2 separate regions of the Mus musculus genome follow, and region 1 is linked to region 2. Evidence: chromatin loops called from intact Hi-C (ENCODE). Cell type or tissue: heart. All regions are shown on one strand. Each heading gives the region's core, and the rest is flanking DNA. Links, peaks and the distances in the headings are about the cores only. Region 1 overlaps Nalcn (sodium leak channel, non-selective). Region 2 has its middle 65 kb from the start of Fgf14.

Region 1 (9,560 bases), core at 764-8,763, 1.4 Mb after region 2:
AGCCATTATCAACTCCCTCCTGTGTGCCATTCTTTACATTAGATTCTTCAACAGGAAGAGGAAAGTCTTAGCATCCTCTATATTACCTTTGTCTCCAGACTTTGGATCTTTTACATTTTAATGAACATTTACAATTATAATTACTTTATTTTTAAAAGACTTGCTTTGGAGGGGGGATAGTTTAATGATCATAAATTCATATATAGGCCTTTTATTGATTGTAGCCATTCATCTGTATCAAAGAATATTTGCTTTTAGAAAATATGCCTGGGAGAGAGAGAATAAAAGGTTAGGATGAGAGGTAGATAATCATTTCACCGAATTTTAAGTATCTTTGTGAGTGGTTTCAAATGCCATGAAGTTGCTTTTATCTGATCTTGGTGACCTTGATCTGCCCCACCCCCAGAATGCCCCCCACCCCAGATGACCAGGTCCATTTCCTATCTTGTTCCTTTTTTCTTTTTCTTGTGTTTTTTGTCTTGGTCAGGCTTGTGCTCTGGGGATGGCAGAATGATAAAAGTTATAATGGTGATAAAATAGGAGTTATATGACTTTGTTTAAATGTATCAACTGTCCACTTTTAAGTGGACTGAAATAAACATAGGGTAAGACCATTTGCTGATGTTTACAAACATAATACACCCAAACTAAACATACCAAGACAACTTCATGTTAGAAACCTGTCTCACCATTGTTTTCAACCTGCCCCTGGAACACTGATCTCACTGGAAATTAGCAATATAGATTAATGTTGTCTATTTGTGGACCTTACAAGCTTGTCTTCCAATATATGTTCTTTTGTTATGTCTGATTTCCTGCCCTCAATATTGCAGTATAAAATCTGACTACATTTTTATTAGGCTGCACCTCATGCATTTCAAGTGTCTAAATAGACCACAGTTTGTTTTTCTGTTCTATTGATAGGCATTTGGGTGGGCTGTAGTCTGGATGCACAAATGTCATTGCCATAGAGATGAAGGCATGGCTGTGGTATACACACTCCTTCCACAACAGGCCCATGGAGGTGTATAGGAAAAGAAGGAACTCATGGAACTTCTGGAAAGGGGCTGTTCCTGCTCATAGGAGGCAACTCGATGTCCTCTTTTCGAGCTGCCACTCCCTCTGTTCTCTCCTGACCCAACTGTATATCTGAGCATCCCTGGTTCTCACCATTCAAAAGGAAGATTTTCAATAACACAGAGAACCTTCTGAGTTATTCAGAAGAGCTTTGCTCTTTGTAGTGTTGTGGTTCAATGACCAACTCCTGCTGAGCTTCAATTTGTTCCTGACCATATTCTATTTTCACTCTCTGGGAGGTGCTATGAAAGGAAATTTAAAAGTGGAATCCTGCCCTGAAGGAGCTTAAGTGCTCTTGGGAATATTAATATACCCTAATGCAAATTAGAATTCTACAAGATCCATTTTAAAAACGTGAAAGCAAGGAGATTTTACAAAATAGTATTAGTCTACTGTATTGATCACTGTATTCTAGGGCTTGGTTAGCTTTAATTTGATATATTACCATCATGCCCTTGACAAACATGGTCCAAACATTCATCAGCTTTTCAGTGACAAACATCATGATCAGCTAAATGCTGCAAGAATCTAATTTCATTCCATTTTGCAAATGGAGAGTTCTTACATGCTACCTAAAAAAAAAATTAGCTGCCCAATTAACACATAGATACTGTCTATACTTCTGTTCACTCTACCAGGCTTTCTTTTGTTTCTACAAAATCTGTGACGGAATCTCTCTCTATCACCCACTTAGTGTCATTTATTTGGTAACAGTTTTTTTTTTCCTCTGACTTCATGTTAACTACTGTCCCAGGACACAGGATGAATGTGAAGAAACAAACCCCACCAGTTTCCCAGCCGCCCAGGCCTCATACTCTTGGAGAAAGTGCTTGACATATCTTATGTGAAACAAAATTCCTTACAATGATAATGTGAATGGTGCATTTAACAATTTTCCCCCAAACCTACTGAGCTTCAGAACAAGACATTCCTGGAATATTGGGCTTTTGCAGAAATAAACGGCTAATCATTCTGGATGAGGTGTGTCAGGGATCATCTGATGTTTACATTCCTTATTGGAGAAATGGAGGGAGATTCAGAACAAACACTGAGAAGAAGGCATTTGACATTCAAATAAGGTTGGAAGAACGAGCCACAACACTACAGAGAATCACAGGAAGTCAAGATGTAGTGAGCCCTCAGCGCTCACAGGAAGCCTTGATTCAGAAATTAATTCATTGACGCTGGAGGGGTTCATGGCTTCTGATTCACAGAGCTACCAGTCTTTTGATAACTGCTGCAGCAGCCTAGAAAACTGTTAAAACATGTACTAGATTGAACATCAAGAAACTGAAGATTTCTCACTGCCTCGATCCATATGAACAGCCACATTCTATGTCCCAGCTCAACATCATGTGAGCTCCTAAAAAAAGATCCTCTGAAAAACTATGCGAGAACCTAAAATCCCAAGAACAAGTAGAAGTTCATGAAGTTTAAGGAAGTAGAGATGGGGCAACAGGATGCAGCAGGAATGAAGGGCTATGCTTGTGGGGGTCTCAAGAGGATGTGATGTGGACACCCAGATAACTAAAGCTAGACAGGTGGAGAGAAAGGAAATGAGACTTTGAGTCCAAATGGAAGGTTTTGACCTCTTTATTTTATTTTTATTTTTTTGTATTGGAGTAACAACAGATAGGTTTTAAGATTGAGATTTTTGTAACCACAAAATGCAGGAATAGGTGATAAGGAGCTAACATGGAGGTAGAGAACCCTAACAGGGCTTGTGAAGGTCCAGTCAGGTTCTGGTGAGGATGAAAGGAGTCAACAGATGGAGATGGTTTTAGGGAGATCTCAGGATTCTCATTTTGATGAGATGCTCTGACTGACATACACTTTACCACTGTGTCTCACCCTAGCAGAAAACACAATTCAGTCCACATAGCTTAGACCCCGCCCCCAAGAAGTGGAGACAAGAATCACACACTGCAGCCTGGGAGGTCTGTCAGTGTGGGAGAAATAATACCATGGTTTATTTTTTTCTCATTTCTTGCCTTGGGTTCCCAAGCACTCTGGTCACATCTCTTTATCTTTCTTTATCTTTCTAGGTAATTGGTCACATTATCTTTCTAGGTAATTGTCTATTCAACTATCCAGTGGGTTGTGATATGAGCTGGGTCGGGGGGAAAGGCAGGCGCCCTTTGATTTTTATAGCCTCAGAATTTTGCACGGGATCTGGCTCCCTGGATTGGTTCTAGAAGTGACAGCACAAATATCTAAACAAATGAGTCAGTAAATGCAATTGAGCAAGCTCCTACCTACACTATCAATCTCATCCGTCTCTGGCCTGCTATCACGGATTGCCTTGCTCTCTGGTCGGTCTTAATAAGTCAGCAGCTTTTTCTTTCCTTCTGGCCCCTACTTACCACTCGCAAATTTTCACCAGTTGTGTATCAGTGGCCCATTAGAAGTCAGTTACTTCTTCATAAGCTTTCATTGATGTACAGAGTTACTTTTCAGATTACTCTCATGCCATGGAGATTTCTGTGCTCTTTGTTTTGTGACCTTGGATGCTAGAGCTTTACTATCATCATCATCATCATCATCATCATCATCATCATCATCATCATCATCATCATCATCATCTCACCCGTCCCTTCTGATTAGCAAAATTTTTCTGGGCTTCTACTGACTGATAATTTCCTGATCTAAACTTTGAAATTTGAAAGCTGCATATGTATCAAAAGATGGCCTAGTCGGCCATCACTGGAAAGAGAGGCCTATTGGACACGCAAACTTTATATGCCTCAGTACAGGGGAACGCCAGGGCCAAAAAGGGGGAGTGGGTGGGTAGGGGAGTGGGGGTGGGTGGGTATGGGTGACTTTTGGTATAGCATTGGAAATGTAAATGAGCTAAATACCTAATAAAAAATGGAAAAAAAAAAGAAAGGAAGGAAGGAAGGAAGGAAAGAAAGAAAGAAGGAAGGAAGGAAGGAAGGAAGGAAGGAAGGAAGGAAGGAAGGAAGGAAGGAAGGAAGGAAAGAAAGAAAGAAAGAAAGAAAGCCCACATTACACAAGAGGCTTTGATGCTCTCTTAACCCGTTTGGAGTTAGTAAGACCAGTGTTATAGTTTGGAGAGGGATAGGAAACAGGGAAGAAAGATTCACTGCAATACACAGAGTGGTTCGTCTTAAGAGGCAGTAAAGAGTGAAGAGAAGTCACAGGAAAAGCCAGCATTGGAAGGAGGAAGATAAGAAAGCATGGACTGGATTCAAGCCAGTTATTGATTCTTAGTTCCACGTCTGCCCCAGATAAACCTTGGCTTACAAGAAATCAAATTTGTGCAGATGTAAATACATCCCCTTCAGTTAGCTAAGGAGATAAGCAAGTCTGCCTGTGCATAAAATAAATCCAAATGTTTAATTGTAAGTAAAAGCTAAAGATGTTGTGTGTGGGGTGAAAGGAGACTTGTCATTGAGAGTACAACAACAACAACAACAACAAAAACCTTCCTTTGAATTTTATTTTAAATTGGTTTAGTTTGTTCTTAACTTTTGTCCTTCCCTGAACTCAGTTTTAGGACTCAGTGAACAATCTCTGGGACCGCTGGGTGATGTGCATGGTGGGTCTTTTCTTCCATCTAGCGGCGATATGTGTAATTACATGTTATTCTCCCAAGTCTGAAATTGTTCATTACAATGGGATTCAATTTTCTTCTCCCCCACCCCACCCTTTAGCTAAAGCAAAGTGAAGCGAACGCGGACACCAAAGAAAAACTCCCTTTGCGCTTGAGAATCTTCGAAAAATTTCCAAACAGACCGCAAATGGTGAAAATCTCAAAACTTCCTTCAGATTTTACAGTTCCTAAAATCAGGTATCAGATTGTTTCGTTGACTGTATCTCTTCACAACGTGGCTTACCATCTAAGTTAACCTCAGCCTTCTTTCAGACTGGCACGTGGGTAGGTTTGGGGTTGTGTTTGAAATTGTTATCTCCTGTTCTTCTCCCTGCCTTTGTGGTACAAAGCCTTTGAGTTCCATGAGTCATCCCTTCAGAGAAGAAGCAAGTGAGACACAAGCTTGTGTCCCCGCCTCCATCTGAAGACTTTTTGGTCATGAGACCTCCTAGGTATAGACAAGGTGGACTTTTCAGTCATTAGACCTCCTAGGCATAGACAAGGTGAACTTTGCTCAGAGGGAAAGAGGACAGACTTCGATGTGAGCACTTTATCTCTAAATACATCAGGCAGGCAGCTCTGGAAGGTGTCTTTGTTACAGCAGCATTGGCTTATATGGCCATCTGGTCACAGTGTAATCTGCCTCCCACTGGTTAAAAGAACCTTAACATTTACACCCACACTGATTCAGTTTGCACTAGCTTTGCCTTCCTGCTAAACAAATGCATTCTTAAGGTGCTTGGAACTTCCTGCTTTTAATAATTGGAGGAAAGTCTTCCAATGATAACTCAAAAGGCTCCAGGTACAATCATGAAATCATATAGACTTTTCCATTTTTTTAAAATTTATTCACTTATTTATCTTTAAACATCTTGGTGAGGGATTAGGGAAGGTTGAGATTAGGTGCAATGCCAAACACTTGAAACTCCAATAGAAAAAGAGGATCATGTCACTTAATGCCTGGAGAGAGTTCTGGACATTTTCATGGTTTTATCAACATCAGATATGTTGATGCAGATGGTGATGCTTACTGCATTACTGGGTGTACAATGCAATCTTATGGGGCCACCATTTGCATGCAGCCTATTGGTGACCAAATTGTAGCCAAGTTGCACATGACAGCATTTCTTTTTCTGATTTTAAGTTGCTTTCTTTGTTTACTTGCATTAATGTTATTTAAATTTTTCATATTTTGGTGATCAGATGAAGTCTTTTCCTTTTGAGTCTTTAAATGTAAAATTATCTCTCAAGGACTTTTATGATGAATAGAAGTTTGAAAAGATGAATTAATTCTTTCAAGTAGTAGGGAGAAAATAAAGTATCTCATTACCACGGTAGGATTCAAATCACACCATCAATTATTAGAAACCCTTGCTTTTAAGCTATTTCAGGGACATTATGTCTTTAAACAGGAGTTTGCAAGGATTCAGGAAGCTTTTTCCCTAAGTTAAATAATTTGATAATTAAATCCAACCATCGCCCTTGGTATGACACATCTTTATTTTTGTGATCTTCTGCACTGCTTCATTGTCTCTGAAATGCCACCTCCCATTCTACTTCCTGAGTAACCCTGATCTGTGTGCTTCATTCACAAAGGGAAAGCTTCATGAAGCAGTTCATTGACCGCCAGCAACAGGACACCTGCTGTCTCTTCAGAATCCTCCCCTCTACCTCTTCCTCATCATGTGACAACCCCAAGAAGCCCACAGCTGAAGACAACAAATACATTGATCAAAAAGTAAGAACCACTGTCTCCATCACCAAACCCCTCTAAAGCACATGTTAGAGAAAAATGTGGCACAATTATTTAGAGTCCTCAATTCCTAAGTCTGTAGGGAATAGAGAAGAAAATAATAAATAGATAGGTGTATGTGTATATATGTACATATTGTTTGTGATGTAATTCATATTTCTATTATGTTAAAAACTCGAATGCCAACTTGCTCCTGTCCAGGCTCTCCTGACCCTCCTCTACCCCACAGAGCTGATATGTATTGTGTCCTCTGTCTTAGTCATCTTGCCCTAGGTTATGTCAATGATTATTGCCTTTGTGCTATGTCTCTTCATTTTAAAGAACTTTCCCTCATTTATTTTCTCTTCACCATTCTCAGATCTCATTCCTCATTCTTGTAGAGAACACTCTGTTGCTAATGTCTTCTCTTTTTTTTTTCATTCATTTATTTTTTGTCAGTTGAAAATAATTAGGTTTGTATCTGGTTGGTTAGATTTCATTTTCTTTGGGGAAAGCCTGTGAGATGTTGTCTGCATTCTTGGGGCTCAAAAATTTTATTAGTATATACCTTCTCTGTCCTTTCTCATCAAAATTTCACCAACTGGGAAGGGAGATTTTTCAAAATAAGACACTTACACAAGGACATTCCACCTATGACTTGTTTAAGTGTGGCATATCCATTTTAGGACTGCCTTTCTCCCTGTCAATTACTGTCTCTACTTTTGTCCTTGGCATTAATATTTTGTTTTCCCCCTACCTGGTTTTTTTTTTTTTTGTGGTCACAAAATTGACTTTAGATGATACCATATTTGCTTTCATTTGTGTAGTGAGAGATTATGCCATATGTGTGGTACTTTTAACTTCTTTTAGTTGGTTCTTGATTTTGCTTGCTTGAAATAAGACCCTATGGTATCTATACTTCCCAGTCAGTACCATAAACAGGTAAAGAAACAACAGCCCAAGTAGACACAGGAAAAATGTTTGGAGAAACGGTAACCTAGTCCAGGACAGTCTGCAGTTACATTTTGCATTTCTAGAAAGCAGATTGGTTTTGTCTTAGTGTATTGAATTTGTTTCATTATGTTTCCAAACTTGACTATAAGCCAGAGGTGAAGTGGCCTTCTCCTCACCCTGACTATGCTAGGGTTATGACTACCTGCATCCAAGAGAAAGACAAAAAAAAAAAAAAAGCTGATGTCCCCCAAATACCCAGTGTGACAAAACCAGGACATACTTTCTAATCATTAGGAACACTTTCCCACAGAAAACTGCAAATCAACCTCTTCCTTAAAAGAGAATATGAAGTTTTCACAATTCCTGGGTAGGATGCCCATCATTTGTTGAGGAAAGGAAACAAGCATGTTGGCAGGTGTCAGGGAGGGGTGTAGCAGAGGGGAGTCTCTGTTTACCCAAGCTGCTCCACCATCTACTATTTAGTTTAGACTATCAGAGCTTAAAATGCTACTTCTTGTTTTCTTCATAACATTTTGTGAGTGTGGCTGCTCTTTAGCTTACCAGAGCCATTGAACCCTGGGTGCCATCCATATTATTTATCTTGGACCAAGATTTTGAAGGTGACAGTTATCCCCCAGCCTCTAGAGTTGATTAAGACCCATCTTGTCTGTTAAACAAGACCATTATAGATAGCCATGTGTTTCTCTTCATCTCATCTCCATCTGGTAGACCTTACACAGAAAAACTATAGTTGGGAGGGTTCTCTCATGATATTTATTCTAACCTGAGCTAAAGCTGCGAAGTAGAATGCATATCTACCTCCAGGTCTCATCAGCTGATCCTAGGAGTGAGCACTACCTGTGTTACCATGTGTCCTAATTTGTTTTCTGTTGCTGTGGTAAACACCATTACCGAAAACAAAGTGAGGAGTAAGGGGCTTATTTCATCTGATAGGTTATAATCCAGCAAGGAGGGTAGGAACTCAAGGCAGGAACTTCAACTGGGGAAGAAAACTGCTTACTGTCTTGTTCCCTCTGGATAGCTTTTTTTACATTGCCTGGGCTCACACCCCGCAAGAGTGGCACTATCCACAGTGAGCAGGAGCCTCCTACGTCGATTATAATCGAGAAAATGCCTCACAGCCATCCATGTTCACAGGCCAATTTGATGGAAGCAACTCTTCGACTGAAGTTCCTTCTTCCTAGGTGTATCTAGGTTTATACCATATTGAAAAAAATTAATCAGGTTACCATGTAACTAGCCTTCAACTTTTGGCCCTATTTTAGTGGTAGGAAATTAGACTTCTTCCTTTCTAGATCCACTGTGTGCAGCAGCATCTTCCATCTGTTTCTGGAGCTGTTTATAAATACTTAGGATTTCTCATCTCTGTTTTAGAGTCTTTGTCTAGGGCAATCTGAGACACAGAAACTTGTGTGTTTCCATGGTGAAGACTTCTTGGAAGCAGAAAGGGAAGGGAAGTGGTCCATCATTAATATTTTAATCATACAGGTGTCTACTCATATTTCTTCATATTATTGAGATGGAAGCCTGAGTTTCCTATGCAAAGTGCTTCCTGATAACACAGATGTGAACTTGACTTCCTAGCAACCCAGTGATACAACCAGTTCACTCAACCTGCTGCCATGATCTCTTCAGTCTGTGTCACCTTGCTCTTGGCTAGTATGCCACTCTCTGAGTCAGAATCTGCCATGATCTAGACATATAAGTGAGCTTTGCAGAGCCCAACAGCAATATCTCAAGTACAAAATAATAATAAAATAATAATAAGCTTTAATTTTTATGTTTTGTTTATATTTTCCATTTCTACAAGTCTTCCATGTTCATTCAGTAATTCTACAAAAATGTGAGGAGCATCTGCTGTTTATTTATCTTCCATTCCTCTGGATTTGGGAATTCAAAAGAAAGCAAGATACGCACTTTAGAAACTGATAACACTAGGAAGAAACACAAAGAAGTTAAATTAAAAAGCTATTTTGAGAAGCAGAGCTAAAGAGAAAGCTCAGTCATCTAGAACATGTGCTTGTCTTGTAGAGGACCCCCACCCCCCACCCCCGTTTCAGTTCCCAGTACCCAATGGAGACTCACAACCATCTGTATGTAATTCCACATATAATGTCTTCTTCTGACCTTTGTGGGATCAAACATGCAACAGACAGGGTCCCT
Region 2 (9,560 bases), core at 520-8,519:
TGATCAAAAATACTCAATAAAATTCTCGCAAGCTGAATCCCAGAACACATCAAATTGATCATCTACCATGATCAGGTAGGCTTCATCCCAGGATTCAGGGATGGTTCAATATATCGAAATTCATCAATGTAATCCACTATATAAACAAATTCAAAGAAAGAACCATATGGTTAGAGGCTGAGAAAGCATATGACAAAATTTAACACCCCTTCATGATAAAAGTCTTGGAAAGATCAGGAATTCAAGGCCCATACCTAAACATAATAAATGCAATATACAGCAAACCAGTAAGCTAATTGGAGAGAAACTTGAAGCAATCCCACTAAAATCAGGGACTAGAAAAGGATGCCCACTTTCTCACTACCTCTCCAATATATTACTTGAAGTCCTAGTCAGAGCAATTAGACAACAGAAGGAGATCAAGGGGATACAAATTGGAAAGGAAAGAAGTCAAAATATCACTATTTGCAGATGATATGATAGTATATTTAAGTGACCCCAAAAATTCTACCAGAGAACTCCAAAACCTGATAAACAACTTCAGTGAAGTAGCTGGATATAAAATTAATTCAAACAAATCAGTGGCCTTTCTCTACACAAAGGATAAACAGGCCGAGAAAGAAATTAGTGAAACACCACCCTTCACAACAGTCACAAAAATATAAAATACCTTGGCATGACTCTAACTAAGGAAGTGAAAGATCTGTATGATAAGAACTTCAAGTCTCTAAAGAAAGAAATCAAAGAAGATCTCAGAATATGGAATGATTCCCCCATGCTCATGAATTGGCAGGATTAATATAGCAAAAATGGCCATCTGGCCAAAAGTAATCTACAGATTCAATGCAATCCCTATCAAAACTCCAACTCAATTGTTCAGAGTTAGAATGGGTAATTTGCAAATTCATCTAGAAAAACAAAAAATCTAGGATAGCAAAAACTACTCTCAACAATAAAAGAACCTCTGGTGGAATCATCATGCCTGAGCTCAAGCTGTACTACAGAGCAATTGTGATAAACACTGAATGGTACTGATACAGATAGATGAATGGAAGACCCCAAAAATGAACCTGCACACCTATGGTCTCTTGGTCTTTGAGAAAGGAGCTAAAACCATCCAGTGGAAAAAGGATAGCACTTTCAACAAATGATGATGGCTCAACTGGCGGTTAGCATGTAGAAGAATTCGAATTGATCCATTTTTATCTCCTTGTACAAAGCTCAAGTCCAAGTGGATCAAGGAACTCCACATAAAACCAGAGACACTGAAACTTATAGAGGAGAAAGTGGGGAAGAGCCTTGAACATATGGGCATAGGGGAAAAATTCCTGAACAGAACACCAATGGTTTATGCTCTAAAATCAAGAATCAACAAATGGGACCTCATAAAATTGCAAAGCTTCTGTAAGGCAAAGGACACTGTCCATAAGACAAAATGGCAACCAACAGATTGGGAAAAGATCTTTACCAATCCTAAATCTGAGAGGGGGCTCATATCTAATATACAGAAAGAACTCAAGAAGTTGGAGTCCAGAAAACCAAATAGCCCTATTAAAAATGGGGTACAGAGCTAAACAAAGAATTCTCAACTGAGGAATACTGGTTGGCTGAGAAGCACATAAAAAAAGTTCAACATCCTTAGTCATCAGGGAAATACAAATTAAAACAACCTTGAGATTCCACCTCATTCCAGACAGAATGGCTAAGATAAAAAACTCAGGTGACAGCAGATGCTGGGGAGGAGTGGAGAAAGAGGAACACTCCTCCATTGCTGGTGGGATTGCAAACTGGTACAACCACTCTGGAAATCAATTTGGTGGTTCCTCAGGAAATTGGACATAGTTCTACCAGAAGATCCAGCAATACTACTCTCTTGAGCATATACCCAGAAGGTGCTCCAACTTGTAATAAGGACACATGCTCCACTATGTTCAGAGCAGCCTTATATATAATACCCAGAAGCTGGCAAGAACCCAGATGTCCCTCAACAGAGGAATGGATACAGAAAATGTGGTACATTTATACAATGGAGTACTAGTCAGCTATTAAAAACAATGAATTTATGAAATTCTTAGGCAAATGTATGGATCTGGAGGATATTATCTTGAGTGAGATAACCCAGTCACAAAAGAACACACATGATATGCACTCACTGATACGTGGATATTAGCCCAGAAAGTCAGAATACCCAAGATATAATTTGTAAAACACATGAAATTCAAGAAGAAGGAAAATCAAACTGGATACTTTGATCCTTCTCAGAAGGGGGAACAAAAAACCCATGGAAGGAGTTACAGAGACAAAGTTTGGAACAGAGACCAAAGGAATGACCATCCAGAGACTGCCCCACCTGGGGATCCATTCCATAAACAACCACCAAACCCAGACACTATTGCAGATGCCAAGAGTTTGATGACAGGAGCCTGATACAGCTGTCTCTTGCAAGGCTCTGCCTGTGCCTGGCAAATACAGAAGTGGATGCTTACAATCATCCATTGGACAGAAGGAGCTAGAGAAAGTACTCAAAGAGCTGAAGAGGTTTGCAGCCCATAGGAGGAACAACAATATGAACTAGCCAGTACCCCCAGAGATCCCTGGGACTAAACCACCAATCAAAGAATACACATGGTGGGGCTCATATCTCTAGCTGCATATGTAGCAGAGGATGTCCTAGTTGGTCATCAATGGGAGGAGAGGCCCTTAGTCCTATGAAGGTTCTATGCCCCAGTATAGGGCAATACCAGGACCAGGATGTGGTAGTGAGTAGGTTGATGACCAGAGGGAGGGGGGAAGGGGATAGGGGATTTTCAGAGGGGAAACTAGGAAAGGGGATGGTATTTGAAATATAAACAAAGAAAATATCAAAAAAGTCACTGCAAACAATTTTAAGTGTTGCATAGCATTTTTAAAAAAAATTAAAATTTTTAATAGCATTTCTTAACATGAATTCATCCCTGTGATTTAATCATTTTCATACAATGAAGCTTTCTCTAAATTTTTCATTGTATAAACAAAACAGATGTGTTGCCAACTGTGATATTAAGGGGAAAATCTTATGCTGGTAATCATAATCATCAAAGCCCTATGTTTCAAGGATAATGGAAACTGAAAAATTTCAACATAATGACATCATTACCTCTGTACTGTATCCCATCATTATTGATAGTCATGGAATGGAAGATCAGACTGTAAAGATGCAGGTTCTTAATGGAGGAAGCATACCTAAAACCAAAGCTGGCCTCCAGTGTGGAGTGTTCCTTGTTCTGACTTCACTTTTAGGGAATAGTGGTACACATGAATATCTTGGGTGTTTAAAAGTATTCTATCAATCCGACTTTAAGATCTAGTTAGCATGCTTGGGTTCACCAGCAATACAAAACAGTTATGTCTCTGTTACTAATCAAGCCAATCAAGTTAAACCCTTCTATAGCTTTTTTCTTTCTTTCTTTCTTTCTTTCTTTCTTTCTTTCTTTCTTTCTTTCTTTCTTTCTTTCTTTCTTTCTTTCTTTCTTTCTTTCTTTCTCTCTTTCTCTCTTTCTCTCTCTCTCTCTCTCTCTCTCTCTCTCTCTCCTTCTCTCCTTCTCTCCTTCTCTCCTTCTCTCTTTCTCTCTTTCTCTCTCTCTTTCTCTCTCTCTCTTTCTCTCTCTCTCTTTCTCTCTCTCTCTTTCTCTTTCTCCCTTTCTCTCTCTTCTTTCTTTCCTTCCTTCCTTTGATTTTTCTTTGTGTGTGTGTGTGTGTGTGTGTGTGTGTGTGTGTGTGTGTGTGTGTGTGTGTAAATATACAGAATCTTCTGTTCTGTGGATCAAACCCAGGTTGGCAGGCCCTGTGGCAGGTACTCTACACTCTGCACCAGCTTTCTAGCATGATTCTTTTCTTACAATTTTGAAGGTTTTCCTTGCTTGTATCTGACATCTTATTCTTGGCAACTCTGGCCTTCAGTGGGCACACACATAAACATGTACATAAAAATTACATACATGTACATGTGCACACATGAACCACACAATGTGTGAGGATGTTGGCCCCTCATTCAGCTGAAGTGCCCACAGCCTTGCAATAATAAACCAGAAGTGAATGTCATAATCTATTATCCTTGTCACTGCTGCTGCCACAGGGTGTCACTGTTGAAGCATAGGCTGACCAGCTGTCTGGGGTTCAGCCAGGGTGTGGGCCTCTTGACCTCACCCCTTTATCCTAGCCTCTCACTATACCCTCTGTTGGCTTGGAAGTCTGATGACTGCTCTCTGGTTCAGCTCCTCTACCGGACACGTCTGTGTTAGAGTCTCCAGCACTTACTACACACATATAAAGAACACACAGGAGCTCCAGCTATCTGTCTCCAATGGCCTCCAGGAGTTAACACACTGCTTATCTGAGTTCCCCTCTGCTTGCTGCTAGTGCAGCTTCTCAGGGTTAGGCACTAAAGATAGCTTCATCTATTTTTAACTCTCTCAGCCATAAAGAATATTTTTCTTGGTGAGTGTGCAAGAGAGCTGGTTTACTAATCCAGAATGGATAAGGGATGGAATGTATTCCTTTCTTCTACCCCCTACCCACCCTAACCCTAACCTTTATGTTTTATTATTGTTGTTTGTTTTTAGAGCTGATTTTGTGTGTGTGTGTGTGTGTCTTAAAAACTCCACACTCTTCTCTTGGGATTTATTTTTCTTTTTAAAGAGAAAGGTGGCTGACATTTTAGGGGTTGAAAAGAAAAGCAACCAACTTTACAGATATTACCAAATGCCCAGGGAAGGGGAAAGGGGGAAGGCCAGGGGCAGAGGAAGAGAAGAGGGAAGGAGGTTAAGATTTTGTAATTGAAGAAGAACTTGCTGACTCTAGTACAATACTGTTGTGGCTCAGGCTCAGGGAATTGCTGTTAAAGAGACAGATGTGTTATAGTTGGTGAACCAGGCATAGATGCTCTGCAGCTGAGGAAGTTGACAGACCAGTTTTAAAGGACATGGTGGACTCAAGTCTTCAGCTGTCAATGGCTATATTTTGTTAAAATTGGAAAAGAAGGTTGGAATAAGAGAGTAAGAGGGAGCAATGGCACTCAAAGAGGCTGACACCCAAGGCGCCTCCTTTCTTGGGAGAGGACATTTGGAGAAAGAGGCCTTTGGGATATGGAAGAGATGCCCAGATTTTTCTTTCTTTCTTTTTTTTTTTTTTTAGGCCAACTGTTTTATTTTATTTTGATTTCTAGTGATTTTTCAAAGTGTGGGAACTATTAAAGGACCTCAATATCAGACAATGAAATAGAGAACATTCAGTTCTTAAATACAAAATGGAGAGACATGTATATAAATTCTCTTCATTTTCATAGATGGAAAATAGTGTTTTTTTTCTTTTTTCTTTTTTCTTTTTTATTAGGTATTTTCCTCATTTACATTTCCCATGCTATCCCAAAAGTTCCCCCATACACTCCCCCCCCACTCCCCTACCCACCCATTTCCACTTTTTGGCCCTGGCATTCCCCTGTACTGGGGCATATAAAATTTGCAAGTCCAATGGGCTTCTCTTTCCAGTGATGGCCAACTAGGCCATCTTTTGATACATATGCAGCTAGAGTCAAGAGCTCAGGGGTACTGGTTAGTTCATAATGTTGTTCCACCTATAGGGTTACAGATCCCTTTAGCTCCTTGGGTATTTTCTCTAGCTCCTCCATTGGGGGCCCTGTGATCCATCCAATAGCTGACTGTGCATATCCACTTCTGTGTTTGCTAGGCCCCGGCATAGTCTCACAAGATACAGCACTATCTGGGTCCTTTCAGCAGAATCTTGCTAGTGTGTGCATTGGTGTCAGCGTTTGGAAGCTGATTATGGGATGGATCCCATGATATGGCAGTCTCTAGATGGTCCATCCTTTGTCACAGCTCCAACCTTTGTCTCTGTAACTCCTTCCATGGGTGTTTTGTTCCAAATTCTAAGAAGGGGCTAAGTGTCCACACTTTGGTCTTTGTTCTTCTTGAGTTTCATGCATTTAGCAAATTGTATCTTATATCTTGGGTATTCTATGTTCCTGGGCTAATATCCACTTATCAGTGAGTACATATTGTGTGAGTTCCTTTGTGACTGGGTTACCTCACTCAGGATGATGCCCTCTAGGTCCAACCATTTGCCTAGGAATTTCATAAATTCATTCTTTTTCATAGCTGAGTAGTACTCCATTGTGAGATGTACCACATTTTCTGTATCCATTCCTCTGTTGAGGGGCATCTGGGTTCTTTCCAGCTTCTGGCTATTATAAATAAGGCTGCTATGAACATAGTGGAGCATGTGTCCTTCTTACCGGTTGAGACCTCTTCTGGATATATGCCCAGGAGAGGTATTGCGGGATCCTCCGGTAGTACTATGTCCAATTTTCTGAGGAACTGCCAGACTGATTTCCACAGTGGTTGTACAAGCTTGCAATCCCACCAACAATGGAGGAGTATTCCTCTTTCTCCACATCCTCGCCAGCATCTGCTGTCACTTGAATTTTTGATCTTAGCCATTCTGACTGGAGTGAAGTGGAATCTCAGGGTTGTTTTGATTTGTATTTCCCTGATGATTAAGGATGTTGAACATTTTTTCAGGTGCTTCTCTGCCATTTGGTATTCCTCAGGTGAGAATTCTTTGTTCAGCTCTGAGCCCCATTTTTAATGGGGTTATTTGATTTTCTGGAGCCCACCTTCTAGAGTTCTTTATATATATTGGATATTAGTCCCCTATCTGATTTAGGATAGGTAAAGATCCTTTCCCAATCTGTTGGTGGTCCTTTTGTCTTGTTGATGGTGTCTTTTTCCTTGCAGATGCTTTGCAACTTTATGAGGTCCCATTTATCGATTCTCGATCTTACAGCACAAGCCATTGCTGTTCTATTCTGGAATTTTTCCCCTGTACCCATATCTTCAAGGCTTTTCCTTACTTTCTCCTCTATAAGTTTCAGTGTCTCTGGTTTTATGTGGAGTTCCTTAATCCACTTAGATTTGACCTTAGTACAAGGAGATAGGAATGGATCGATTCACATTCTTCTACATGATAACCACCAGTTGTGCCAGCACCATTTGTTGAAAATGCTGTCTTTCTTCCACTGGATGGTTTTAGCTCCCTTGTCAAAGATCAAGTTTCCATAGGTGTGTGGGTTCATTTCTGGGTCTTCAATTCTATTCCATTGGTCTACTTGTCTGTCACTATACCAGTTTTTATCACAATTGCTCTGTAGTACAGCTTTAGGTCAGGCATGGAGATTCCACCAGAGGTTCTTTTATCCTTGAGAAGAGTTTTTGCTATCCTAGGTTTTTTGTTATTCCAGATGAATTTGCAGATTGCTCTTTCTAATTCGTTGAAGAATTGAGTTGGAATTTTGATGGGGATTGCATTGAATCTGTAGATTGCTTTTGGCAAGATAGCCATTTTTACAATGTTGATCCTGCCAATCCATGAGCATGGGAGATCTTTCCATCTTCTGAGATCTTCTTTAATTTCTTTCTTCGGAGACTTGAAGTTCTTATCATACAGATCTTTTGACTGTATCTTTTGACTATTGAGAAAGGTGTTGTTTCCCTAATTTCTTTCTCAGCCTGTTTGTCCTTTGTGTAGAGAAAGGCCATTGACTTGTTTGAGCTAATTTTATATCCAGCTACTTCACCGAAGCTGTTTATCAGGCTTAGGAGTTCACTGGTGGAATTTTTAGGGTGACTTATATATACTATCATATCATCTGCAAAAAGTGATATTTTGACTTCTTCCTTTCTAATATGTATCCCCTTGATCTCCTTTTGTTGTCTAATTGCTCTGGCTAGGACTTCAAGTATAATGTGGAATAGGTAGGGAGAGAGTGGACAACTTTGTCTAGTCCCTGATTTTATTGGGATTGCTTCCAGCTTCTCACCATTTACTTTGATGTTGGCTACTGGTTTGCTGTAGATTGCTTTTATCATGGTTAGGTATGGGCCTTGAATTCCTGATCTTTCCAAGACTTTTATTATGAATGGGTGTTGGATTTTGTCAAATGCTTTCTCTGCATCTAACGAGATGATCATGTGGTTTTTGTCTTTGAGTTTGTTTATATACTGGATTACGTTGATGGATTTCCATATATTGAACCATTCCTGCACACCTGAGATGAAACTTACTTGGTCAGGATGGATGATTGTTTTGATGTGTTATTGGATTCGGTTAGCAAGATCTTTATTGAGGATTTTTGCATCGATATTCATAAGGGAAATTGGTCTGAAGTTCTTTATCTTTGTGGGGTCTTTTTGTGGTTTAGGAATCAGAGTAATTGTGGCTTCATAGAATGAGTTGGGTAGAGTACCTTCTGTTTCTATTTTGTGGAATAGTTTGTGAAGAACTGGGATTAGAACTTCTTTGAGGGTCTGATAGAACTCTGCACTAAACCCATCTGGTCCTGGGCTTTTTTTGGTTGGGAGACTATTAATGACTGCTTTTATTTCTTTAGGGGATATAGGACTATTTAGATCATTAACCTGATCTTGATTTAACTTTGGTACATGGTATCTGTCTAGAAATTTGTCTATTTCATCCAGGTTCTCCAGTTTTGTTGAGTATAACCTTTTGTAGAAAGATCTGATGGTGTTTTGGATTCCTTCAGGATCTGTTGTTATGTCTCCCTTTTTATTTCTGATTTTGTTAATTAGGATGCTTTCCCTGTGCCCTCTAGTGAGTCTGGCTAAGGGTTTATCTATCTTGTTGATTTTCTCAAAGAACCAGCTCCTCGATTGGTTGATTCTTTGAATAGTTCTTGTTTCCACTTGGTTGATTTTGCTGCTGAGTTTGATTATTTCCTGCCGTCTACTCCTCTTGGGTTAATTTGCTTCCTTTTGTTCTAGAGCTTTTAGATGTGTTTTGTCAAGCTGCTAGTGTGTGTTCTCTCTAGTTTCTTTTTGGAGGCACTCAGAGCTATGAGTTTCCCTCTTAGAAATGCTTTCATTGTGTCCCATAAGTTTGGGTATGTTGTGGCTTCATTTTCATTAAACTCCAAAAGTCCTTAATTTTTTTCTTTATTCCTTCCTTGACCAAGGTATCAATGAGAAGAGTGTTGTTCAGTTTCCACCTGAATGTTGGCTTTCTATTATTTATTTTGTTATTGAAGATCAGCCTTAGTCCATGGTGATCTGATACGATGGATGGGATCATTTCAATATTTTTGTATCTGTTGAGGCTTGTTTTGTGACCAAATATTTGGTCAATTTTGGAGAAGGTACCATGAGGTGCTGAGAAGAAGTTATATACTTTTGTTTTAGGATAAAATGTTTTGTAGATGTCTGTCAGATTCATTTGTTTCATAACTTCTGTTAGTTTCACTGTGTCCCTGTTTAGTTTCTGTTTCCATGATCTTTACATTGGTGAAAGTGGTGTGTTGAAGTCTCCCACTATTATTGTGTGAGGTGCAATGTGTGCTTTGAGCTTTTCTAAAGTTTATTTAATGAATGTGGCTGCACTTGTATCTGGAGCATAGATATTCAGAATTGATAGTTCCTCTAGGAGGATTTTACCTTTGATGAGAATGTAGTGCCCCTCCTTGTCTTTTTTGATGACTTTGTGTTGGAAGTTGA

What was found. Peaks named below come from ENCODE experiments on the same cell type or tissue, not always from the same donor. Only the 100,000 strongest peaks of a DNase experiment are listed, where the experiment ranks them.
Region 1: it touches region 2 in a loop (8-fold over the local background); 2 of 42 quality-filtered maps call a loop at or near these places.

Annotation. Positions count from the first base shown.
Region 1 is chr14:123,366,806-123,376,365 of GRCm38, reverse strand. It overlaps Nalcn (sodium leak channel, non-selective), which reads left to right. Exons shown (of 44, transcript NM_177393.4): 16 at 4,752-4,888; 17 at 6,287-6,428. Among named protein-coding and RNA genes, the nearest start is that of AA536875, 200 kb to the right of the region's middle. In heart, for the core only: a CTCF peak has its summit at 4,649 (motif pointing left); no DNase peak of the experiment used is centred there.
Region 2 is chr14:124,737,378-124,746,937 of GRCm38, reverse strand. No RefSeq gene overlaps it. Among named protein-coding and RNA genes, the nearest start is that of Fgf14, 65 kb to the right of the region's middle. In heart, for the core only: a CTCF peak has its summit at 4,117 (motif pointing right); no DNase peak of the experiment used is centred there; H3K27ac peaks cover 1,268 bases.